Linked DNA regions of Mus musculus: region 1 is linked to region 2. The links are chromatin loops, found by intact Hi-C in ENCODE. Cell type or tissue: gastrocnemius. All regions are shown on one strand. Links, peaks and the distances in the headings refer to the core of each region. The heading gives the core; the rest is flanking DNA. Region 1 holds the start of Ube2uos (a long non-coding RNA gene). Region 2 overlaps Ror1 (receptor tyrosine kinase-like orphan receptor 1).

The links. Peaks named below come from ENCODE experiments on the same cell type or tissue, not always from the same donor. Only the 100,000 strongest peaks of a DNase experiment are listed, where the experiment ranks them.
Region 1: it touches region 2 in a loop (2.1-fold over the local background); 14 of 42 quality-filtered maps call a loop at or near these places.

What each region holds. Positions count from the first base shown.
Region 1 is chr4:100,523,997-100,529,377 of GRCm38, forward strand. Ube2u (ubiquitin-conjugating enzyme E2U (putative)) reads left to right here. Exons shown (of 10, transcript NM_001033773.4): 7 at 259-347. It overlaps Ube2uos (a long non-coding RNA gene), which reads right to left and starts at 3,893. Exons shown (of 2, transcript XR_867958.2): 1 at 3,598-3,893. In gastrocnemius, for the core only: no CTCF peak of the experiment used is centred there; DNase peaks (open chromatin) are centred at 2,494 and 3,806; H3K4me3 peaks cover 373 bases; H3K27ac peaks cover 1,146 bases.
Region 2 is chr4:100,412,374-100,417,754 of GRCm38, forward strand. The region is part of intron 7 of Ror1 (receptor tyrosine kinase-like orphan receptor 1); the gene reads left to right. Among named protein-coding and RNA genes, the nearest start is that of Gm35760, 22 kb to the left of the region's middle. In gastrocnemius, for the core only: no CTCF peak of the experiment used is centred there; no DNase peak of the experiment used is centred there.

The DNA.
Region 1 (5,381 bases), core at 186-5,185, 110 kb after region 2:
GAATTGTGAGTTCCAGGCCAGCCTGCAATACACAAAGATCAAGACCTTCCAGGGACACAAATTTCTGGTCTCAAAAAAAAAAATGGAAAGAAACAAGAAGATGAAGGAGGAAGAGGAAGAGGAGGCAGGAGAGAAGAGAGTGTCATACGTTTTGTATCAGTCTAGATTGGCGTTATATTAGCTGAATCCTGTGCTCTGATCAGATCATTTTAAGGACAAGTTTACAAATTAAATACGGCCTTTTGTTTATATTTTCAGGGTAATTAAAACAATCTCATTTAATGATTACTACAAGACATGGTCTCAGATAGCCACGACAAAAGTCGCAGAACACTCCAGAAACCCATGTGAGTTGATGTAACCTTATTTATTATGTGTCCTTTTTAATCTTTTAATCTGTTGATTTTTCTTGGTTTGTCTTGCTGTCATCTCAAAACTAATTGACACATATCTGCTCTATAAGAGCAGTAAACGGTTCTATTGGCTGTCTGTACTATACTCTTCACTCAACAACTAGTAATTTAGTTCTTTTGTGCAGAGCCCCGACCTGAAGTCTGTTTAAAAGCCAGAAGGAAGGGTAGGCAATTGATGGGAGTTCTTAATCTTATGAGGTTTACTTAAGACCTTCTCCCTAGAAAGGAGGGTTCGCAGCAGGGTGGACCTTTCCATTTCAAACGCAGATATCCTCTAAGCCAGAGCCAGTGCTGTAGAGTGCAGAGCAAACGCAGCCGGAAAACATTGAAAGCTGAGGGTTGCTCAGTTACATCAATGTAAGAAAACATTTTCTGGGGACCACAAAGACAGACTCTGAGAGCTAGACAACTGGTTCCATTTAACTAGACTTTTAGAGTATATGTCATTGTTTGCCTCAAAGTAGGCTATCCAGTCTCCACACACAAGTGAGAATGTGGCTTTGCCCCAGCCCTCCTGCCAAATTGGCCCTGGACATTGTGAGATTAGAAGGGACTGCAGATTCCCGAGTCTGCACTGGCTTTTTATAGCCCTGTTCTTTCTTAGCTGTTACCGTCTACGTTCTCCTTGATGTGTACAGTACCCTGCACCCATGAGGATTTTTCTTTCTTTCTAAGTATTCTTTTGCCTCTTTCCTCAGTGAGGCCGTTTTTTTCCATCCTCCTCCCAATCTCTCTGAGAGTCCCTACCATGTTCTTCCCTAGTCAGCGACCGACCGCCAAAACCACATCTCTAGGCAGACCCTCTTCAGCAGTGCCGGTGTGTAGCCATGAGACTCACCTGCATATCCAGCAGGCTTTGCCATCTAAGGTATACTGAACCTAGTTCACCCTCCCACTCCCAAACATCTCCCTCCTTCCCTCTCTGCCTTAGGTACTGGCAGCTCACTATATTTGCATTTTCTTCAGTCTGAGACTTCTGAAAACAACACCACACCTCTTAATCTTTCTTTTTTTGTATTCTTGGTTTATCTCCTGCAACATTATACTTCTTCTGGCCCTCTCTTCCCTCGCGGTCACCGCTTTGATTTTGGGTCTCACTATTCATCGTCTCATTGTAAAGATTTCCTAACTATAGCAAAAGCTTGCACTTATTCTTTTAAGCATAAGTTAAGGCAAAAGTACTGCTAAGCTTAGCAGTTACAGGGCCAAATGAGATCATGTTGAAGAAGTCACGTGCTCTTGCAGGAAGTTGGTTATTGAGTATTTTGTGATTATATGTTATCATCCACACACACTAGTGGTTGTAAAAAAAAAAATCATTATGATAACACAGATATCAGCAACACTGTCAGTGCAGAGAATTTTTTGTGATATTAGAGTCTGTGGGTGATTAATTTTAAAAGCCTAGAGGCCCTATGCACCTTTAGCCAATCAGGTCAAGCACTTACTGTGTGCAAACTATGGAGGGACACATATGGATCTGGGGACAATAAATATTTGTTGTAAAAACCTGGTGTTGAGAGATATTAGCTCTAGGGACTAGGAGGCAAATTCCTCCTAACAGAACAAACAAACAAACAAAAACAGATTTTTGCAGGATGGTAGCATGTAAATACACAGTGGGCCTTAGAAACCTAATAACCCTAGGCAAAAGACACAATCATGCCAAAACTTGAGAAGGTTTGGGAATGATTGCTTCTTAATAAAAAAAATGATTTTAAAATGGAGGGAAATTATGGTGATTCCCCCTGATAATGGTTCCTCCCTCACAAGCATTTGGCTCCAGCGTGCTGAATTACGTTGTTTCTTCATCTGCCCGTCACTAACCCCGTCTGTAACTCATCCTCTGGGAAAGCAGGAGCCTGGGAACGGTTATCTTTAGCCCAGAAGAATTTCTGAGACTTTGAATCTAACCCTGGATGGCAGATTTCACAAGCCTACTGCCTCTTCTTCCCATGGAATCATTATAAAAAATGCTCCAAGAGTCTTCCTTCAAAAAGAGCCAGCACCTAGTTTACAAACGTAAACGGAGCCCTGACAGACTCTGCTGGCCTCGTTGTCTTCTGATAGTGCAGCTGGATGAGGGCCAACCCCCTCTTTTTTTAATGGCCTAATTTTCTGGCAGTAATGGAGATAAAGCTTTCAGATTGTAGAATGCTTCTTCAATGACTCAGAATACAAATACTCAGGAAACCTCTTTTAACTTCATCTATACACTTTTGTTTTTTATCGATGCTGAGATTATTAAAATCTCGTGCAGCTTTTCTAAGAGCTTTGCGTTTTATGGATAGGAGGTTGCTGAATTTTGATTTAGGTGTTAACACTTTTTCAGCTTTTCGAGCCACAAAAGCTATGTCTAGATATCAAGTCCATAACAATCATAGATGTATTCTTTGACAATACAGTCTTAGAGTGTGACTGTATATACTATGCTTTTAACTACCCCAGTTCATCATTGCTTGATTTATTCAAACCATATTTATTTACTGAACACCTTAATATATGTCATAAATAGCAATACATCTGCCTGAGGGGCTAGACATTCTTGTAACCCCCATCCCCTTTTTCAGGTAAAAATAATAATAAAACTAGGAGAAATCAGGTAATTTAACTAAGGTCATCTACATAGGAGAAAATCTCACAAACTGATAAGGAAGGTAAATTCTGGAGGCAAATTCCCATGACTTATCTTTGTTATCATTAACTGTGTGACATTGGTAAGTCTATTGCCCTCCTTGGCCCAGTTGCCTTGTTTATATAAAATGAGAATAATCACATACATTATAGGGCTGAAACACTTTGAGTGTGCCTCATGCCCAGAGCTCAGTGCACATGCCTACTCTCAATTATTAGCACTGTGGTCCAGAGTCTTAGACTAGACGGCTGGCTCTATATTTCCTTCCTATGGCACTATCCTGCCTTTACAATACGACAGCATATCATCACAGCATAGTGTGAGACTTTACAGTCAAACCCTGAAGGATTAGCAGAGTTTCTGAAATGTGTGTCACTGTCATTCACAATCACAGGAAATCAGATAGAGAAGTGTACCAGTGACCCCACTGTTCTCTGCCCGTCACTATAAAATGTCAAATAAAGGGTTTGGCAGAGAGAAAACCCATGCATATGGTTGTAGGAACAGCTCTTTAACGACAGAATATGATCCCCATACGGAAATGCTTACGTTCCAGGAAAGGAATTCCTGCGAGCTGCGAGCAGCGAGCAGCGTGCTGCGCAGCGCTGAGTGGAGGCTTCCTGGTACTTGTTGCTGTCAGCAGGCAAACCAAACAGCCTCCGGCATCAGGGGGCGCTTGCTTTTCACCCCAGGAGACTTTCATTCTTTGAGTCTTCCAAAGGCCCTTCCTTCCAGGCCAGAGGCAGTGCGCCTGCTTGCAGAGCCCAGTCTCTCAGCCACCGCTGCTCATTAGAGCCACCTGGAGAGCTTGTAAAGATTCCGACACAAAGGGCACACCCAAACCAACTCCATCAGAGCTGGCAGTAGGACTGGGTAGTGGTAGTTTTTGAAGGCTCCCCTGGTGATCATAACTGTGCAGCCACAGCTGGGATCACCATGATGTCAGAAGTTAGCGGCTCCTTAGCCCCGTGCTAGTTTTGCGACATACAGGTAAGTAAATTGAAGGAAGTGGCTAGTGGCTTAACTAATGGAACGCCATCTTTCATCCCTACCAATGAGCAAAGAATATTCACCCGACTTTTAGGTGCTCTGTGGCCGAATGAGATAGTATTGTATGCAAACAGAACACACTAGTGGAAGCTGTACCGTCTTTTCTGGATTCGACAGTCCATGCAGAGAAGATGGGCAACTTTTAAGTCGACTTCTGCATAGGCAGAACAAGTAGTAGGTACATCCTTATCAGTGATAGGGGGACCAAGTGACACACGAGAGCCTGAATTTTCCTAGATTTTGAGAGACCTAAATCAGGCCAAACCAGGATGCCTGGCTTCAGTGCCCACGATGAGGCAATGTTGGAAAATTTGTTAAAGACATTGTAACAGATTTAAGCATGAGAATTACAAGACAAATACACCTGAGTGGGTTACATGTTTCTCAAGAGAAAGCAGGAAAAATAAGGCGAAGGCATAGGCTTCTCAACGGAGCATGGCCATTGTCTCCGTATTATCCATTTTGGTGACTCTCAAGTTACATCTCAAAAGGTTGCTCTGAGGATCCAGGCCCCCTTTTGTTCTCCTTTGGTAAGTGAGATTGTAAAGTGGTTCAGGAGGAAGACTGGATGGAATTATAATCTGATAAAGGGAAACCAGAGTCCCTAGGGTTGTACAAGGAGTTTAGTACACATGCGTCCTTTCCCTGCAAATGGGGTTTCTGGGGAGATTCCTAGAAAATTACAGGTTTACAGCTGGGAAACGAGAAAGGCTTTAAGCAATTGTTAATTGGGCATTCTTGGTTTCCTGCTGGCAAGGGGCTTCAACTGAATTCCTAGGAGAGGAGTATTTTCTCTATTCTTATTCCTCCCACCCCACCCCATCTCTTCACACACACACTCTCTCTCTCTCTGCCTTTCTATCATGCTTCATTGTGTGTGTGTGGGGGGGGGGGGGGGGAATGTAGGCAGGCACCAGGCCCTGGGTTCTATCCCCACCACTGCAAAAACAAACAAATCCCAGAATGGAAACAACACTGTAATTTTCAAGAAAAAGAATTACATTATGGAAGAGAAAGGATTATGTGATGAAAGCCATGGAGGGACACTTTTCTGCCATAGCTTATAAAACTGTCCCACAAGCACTGTGAGGCAGTGATTTCACCCTTTAGAATTTAGGGTACAAATTTCAAGACCCCTCTGCCCCTTTGTGTCTCTCCTGTCCCCGTCCTCCCTGGGTTTCTTCTTGTCAGCATCAGTCTTTTGAACAGTTGGCTGGGTCCTGGAGACAAGAAGATAGGCATTGTGGGTAAGCTTTCTAAGGCGATTACCCGCAGGTGGTGTA
Region 2 (5,381 bases), core at 228-5,227:
AGAGGCACAGGGCTAGACAACCAATCACAGTCATTCCTGTAGAAAAGAGCCTTTTCCCCAGGAAGTCCATAGACACAGAAACTGTCTTGGCACACAGGTTTATTGGAAGCAATGAGCAAACTGTTCTGTCTCACTGGAATCACCCAGGAAGCAAAATGAATTTGCAATCGTTGCTCAGTGACCGAGGCCAGTCTACTAAATTGTGATCTTTGTCTCAGCTACTAACGATGCAGAAAAGTATGGATGTCTGGGAGGAAAATGGAGTTGCTGTCAGTTTGTTCATGTCTACTGGATGGTTATAAAGTATGAGAGAGGATGGAAATGTTGGTGAGAAAACCCTAGAGCTTGCAGCTATTTTGGAGCTGATTCAACTTTATAGTCCATGTGCAGGTGGACTGGGTTTCCCAGAACAATGGGGGAAACTGGGATGTCACTACTGAGAAAGCCAGAGCCATAACTACATAGTGGGACCAAACAGAATGGGCAGTCACAGGAAACAGATGGCATAGTCCTAAGGAGCTGGGTGTCCAAAGGGATGATACTTCAAGGCATCCCTCAGAGAATGTAAATCCACTGCACGCTTATCAGGGAGTGAGGACAGGCAGGGCCCTAAGAGATGCCTAGCACACCCCGAAAGAATGAGGAGTGGGTCCCAGAGCAAGGAGGAATAGATGAAGTCCCAAAGGAAATGGTCCAGAGGGCTGGTGAGAAGGAGGCTTTGTAGGATGGTAGCCCGGTACTCGGTGCAGGGCAAGCATTGAAGTGTTCTGAGCAGAAGGCTGACAGCTCAATGTGCTGAAACAGACAACTTTTGCAGGAAGCAAGGTGGAAGAGGCAGTGGCCTGTGGGCAGGTTAAGGGAATATCTGGAAACTGGTGATAATAGGGTCACTGTTTGGTCAGATGTGAAAGACAAGAGAAAACTCAAGGTGACCCCAGAGTTTAGTTAGATTCTTGCATAGAGGAAGAAAGTCACAGAAAAAGAACTTTGGTGGGACCTGAACCAAATACTACTAATGGGAAATACATTATTTGTTCCATCTGGATAACGAATGTCTTACCCTTTAGATGAATTACTTTCTGTTTTTGAGACAGGTTCTTGTTATGTAGTTCAGGCTGGCTTCGAACTCAAGAACTCTCCTAACTCATCTTCTGAGTGCTGGCTGGGAGTTCCCAAGCATGCACAACCAACCCTGACTTTTTCTAACTGATGCCTGGAGTTTAGTTTCCAGCTCATGCTGTTCAGAAAGTCCCTGGCTTCCAAGCTGGAAGCTTTGTTTATAATCTTATGCAAAGACTCACATGCAATTAGGATATCTCAGTTTGCTTCTATCTGTAGAGCACCTACTATGTGCCTTCGGAATGCTTGGTGCTTAAGGACTTCATCTTCATTTAAAACTCATACCCCTGATATGGAGAAAGTGGTTTGGGTACACGCTGCTAGGGTTCAGAAAGGTTAAAGGACTTGTCTAGAACATACAGCCAGACACTGATAGGGCTCCACCTGAAACCCTCATCTCTGGCTTGCAGCTCTGACTAAACTCAAGGTTGTATTCTTCTGCTAGACACTCCTCTGGCAGAAGTCTTAAGACTTAGAAGTCTTACGACAAATACAATTTTTAAAAATATGCAAGAACCACAAGTAGGCTCAATCTCTGGACTCTATCACGCAGGTTCTAGACTTTGCTGAGGAAAAAGACTGTCGTGATAACTCACTAGCTCATGGTATTAGTCAGTGGTGCTAGAAGAACATAGTGTATTTCTTTCTTGATATCAATTTGCAGGCAGCCTACTCATAATTTGTGAGACTTGTTAATTCAGGTCTATGAGCAGTCCAGAGGTGAAACAGTTTCTGCCACTTAGGATTTTTTAAAGATTTTTTTTTCTCTTTTGAAAGAACGTGGTACCTCTTGAACTCTTCAATCTAAGTCACATATGCACCCATTAAAGGAACAGAGAATCTTTGTCATATGACCAGTATGCTGCTAAGATGCAGCGGCTCCCTAGCGTGGAAGTCAGACGAAAGCCAGCAAATATCAAGGCTTCCCATAAATCCTTGAGCAGACCTTCCCCACAGAGTGATTACAAGGGATCCCTGCTTTTGTAACAGCTAGAGATCACCCCAAATGGTTTTCATGCATCCTTGCAAGAAAAAGCCATAAAAGACAAATGAGAATTCTCCAACACTATTCCCTCCCACTCTCATTTGTCTCCTTTCCTTTCTTGATGCTCAGCATTGAGCCTAGGGCCTCAGATATGTTAGTCAAACACAGCTGATGGGCTACCCTCAACACTCCAATCCTAACTTAGTGTTTGAGAAACCAAGGCTCAGAGTAGTGATAGGACCCACCCAAGTTTACCAATTAACAGAAGCCAAGTCTCCCTCCTCTAGGGCCATTGCTCTTTGTTCTACACCAGTATTTCTTAACCAGGGGCGATTTTGCCACCCAGAGAACACTTGGCAATGTCTGCAGATATTTTGGTTAGCACTATGGTCATGGGAGTAGAGGATAATACTGGCATATATTAGGTAGAATACAGGGTATGATATTAGGTGCCATTGGATACACAGAATAGCCACATAAAGAATGATGTTAATAATGCTAGTGCCAGAGTAAAGAACCTTTTCCTATACTATATAATTGTAGACTATGGAATGACAGTATTAAGTAGTAATACATTAGCCCTTTGTTGTCCTTAGAATTGGCCAAAAAACATAAGAAGAGTTTGTATGCATTACTTCAGGAATAAGTAATTCTACAGCCTCTGGGTAAGGACAATTAAAAAAAAAATGTGCGCGCGCACACACACACACACACACACACACACACACACACACACACACTGAGATTCCAAGATGTTAAGTACTTTATCCAAGGTCACATAGCTAAAAAATAGAGCCACGTCTCAACTACAGTCAGTCTTCTAAGTTCTGTGACTATATGTATGTATATACTCATGTATGTGAGCATATGTGGAGATAGTTGATGATGATGATGATGATGAAGACGGATGGATAGACAGACAGACAGACAGACAGACAGATAGACAGACAGACAGAGAGCTCAAGAAGAACTCTTGAACTGACAAGGTATTTCAGAGGGTAAAGTTTCTTGATACCAGGTTCCATTCTTGGGACTCATATGGTGGAGGGACTCCTGCAAGTTGTGCTCTGACCTCCACATACATGCCATGGTATGTGCATGCGCATACACACATGCCCACACATGCCCACACACATATACACACACACACAGAAGTGTAAGAAAAATTGCAATAATTCTTTATCTTGCAATGAGCTCTATGGTGTGGGACAAATTGGAAATGAGTCATTTTCCTTCTCTGTCTCAAGTAGGATAGAATTTCAAGGGAATGTTCTTGCATTCTCTAGTTTGGTCAACATTAAGGAAATTTCAGAATTGTCATGGGATTTCTCGTTTTACAACTGAAAATTTTGTTTTGGTTTCAACTAAATCTAAAAGAAATAGCAGTATCTTTAAGCAGGAAACACAGGCATCTGTTGCACTTTCTAAAATACCAACACTCAAAGTTTGTTGAGGATTGACTTACCTGTATATTTTCACTCTAGACTAGAATATAAAATTAAATTCAGCCTGACACGACTTTAGAATTCAGGGGTTTGCTTGTGCAAGATTGGATGCATTTTCTTGGCGTTAGAATACATAGAGAATCTCTAAAGGAAGCTTTGTCTTTTGTAAGGATGAATGATAGTTTGAGCAAGACCTCACCTCTCATTCTCCATGTTTGTCCTTCATGTCCCAGGCATTACTGACATTAGGAAGCCTGTCACTCACTGACACTGGTCTGCGTTGAGCTTCTGTGCTGCCGACTGTGAATGAGTTAGATAGACCATGCCCTAAGGAAACATGCGATCTAGTAAGAGAATCAAATTGGAAGGGTAGAATCGCGTTATCCCCTAGCTGAGTGATGTCACTATGTCTGCCATCTTTAAGCTTTGTGAGCTAGTGATTTGTGCTCGGTATTATCATGATGACTGCAACCTATGAATACCTTGCTAGATTGATTCTTACACTAGTATCTGGCTTCAGACTCAATTGGTACTCAATAAGATATGTTGTATTGCTTAATTTCATTCTCTCAGTAACTACAAGATAAGGGATCATCGTCAGTGTAATGATGGAGAGGCTAAGGAGATATTTGTTTTTCTAAGGCAAACCAGGTCACTGGACCCCTCCTGTCCTCTGTCCATCATGCCAAACCAATTTCAAGAGCAAACTCGAGCTCCTTTTGGAGGAATGGTCATTCTCTGACCATTTTTCTTTGCCCTTGCATCGTCCTTATCCCTGTGCCTTTGGGATATATACATTGATTTCTTTACTCACATCTCCAAGGATGTGAGAGAAGCCAATAGTTACAAAGTGTAATGACACTGACCTTGGCTCTTTCCCCACTGTGTCCCATTTCAAGTCCTGTTGTCAGAGCTGACCTTGTTCTGCAAATCCTGCCTGCAGAGCCACACTGCTTATGTCTTACCTCTATACCCTGGCCACCTCCTGTGAGGTAGAAACTAATCAGAAAATAAACTGAACCTGAAAAGGAAACATTGTGTCAGTGTTCTTTCCAACCCTCACCTAGGTGCAGCGACTCTGAGTCCGGCTTCTCTGAGTCAGGGCATCCCTTGTTGCAGCTTTTCTGCTCAACTCTGAAGTAGTGGGGGCTACCCTTGGAGTGCCCTAAGTAGTAGCAGCTACTCTTGGAGTGCCTTCAGAAAGTTCTAGCCTTTCCCTGGAGCTGTTTGTTCCCTTGCTTCTTTCTCTGTTCTCCACTGTGAGCCTTCTGTTGTCTGAGGTGGGTAGAGGCTTGCCGTTTGGGGAGCGGTGTATGGGGGGGCAGAACCCTGCTTGTGTTAGTGTTTACATGTTCAAACTCCTACCCTCTCTTTGAGTGCATCAAACCTGCTCCATGTCCTGTTTCTCCTTAGGTAAAGGTTTTGCCTCTACCAAGCTAGGCTCCTAAGCAGCAGTTTAGCTTTCCCCAGTGCCCACTGTGAGAAAGGTAGTAAGCCAAGTGGCTGCCTTTGAAGTGGTTGTACCTGGCCCATTGCTTTTGTCTTTCCTTTTGGCACCTCGGCTTGCAACAATTTGCCAAAGGGCACTTTGTTGGGTTCTGTGCTTGAATAGCCTTGACTTGTCCCATCAACCTCACAACACACCCTCCCCCTTGGGTTCTGCTTTGTCACAGGCCATTTGTGACAGTGGGGTACTTTACCACTCTAGGCAGGGCAGATGTTTTCCAGATTGCGAACACTGCAGTTTTTAACTCACTCTGTCAGCAGCCTTCTCCCGTGTTTCACAGAAGACCTGTTGCAAGGCAATTTGTCACTCAGCCATTTCTTTAAAC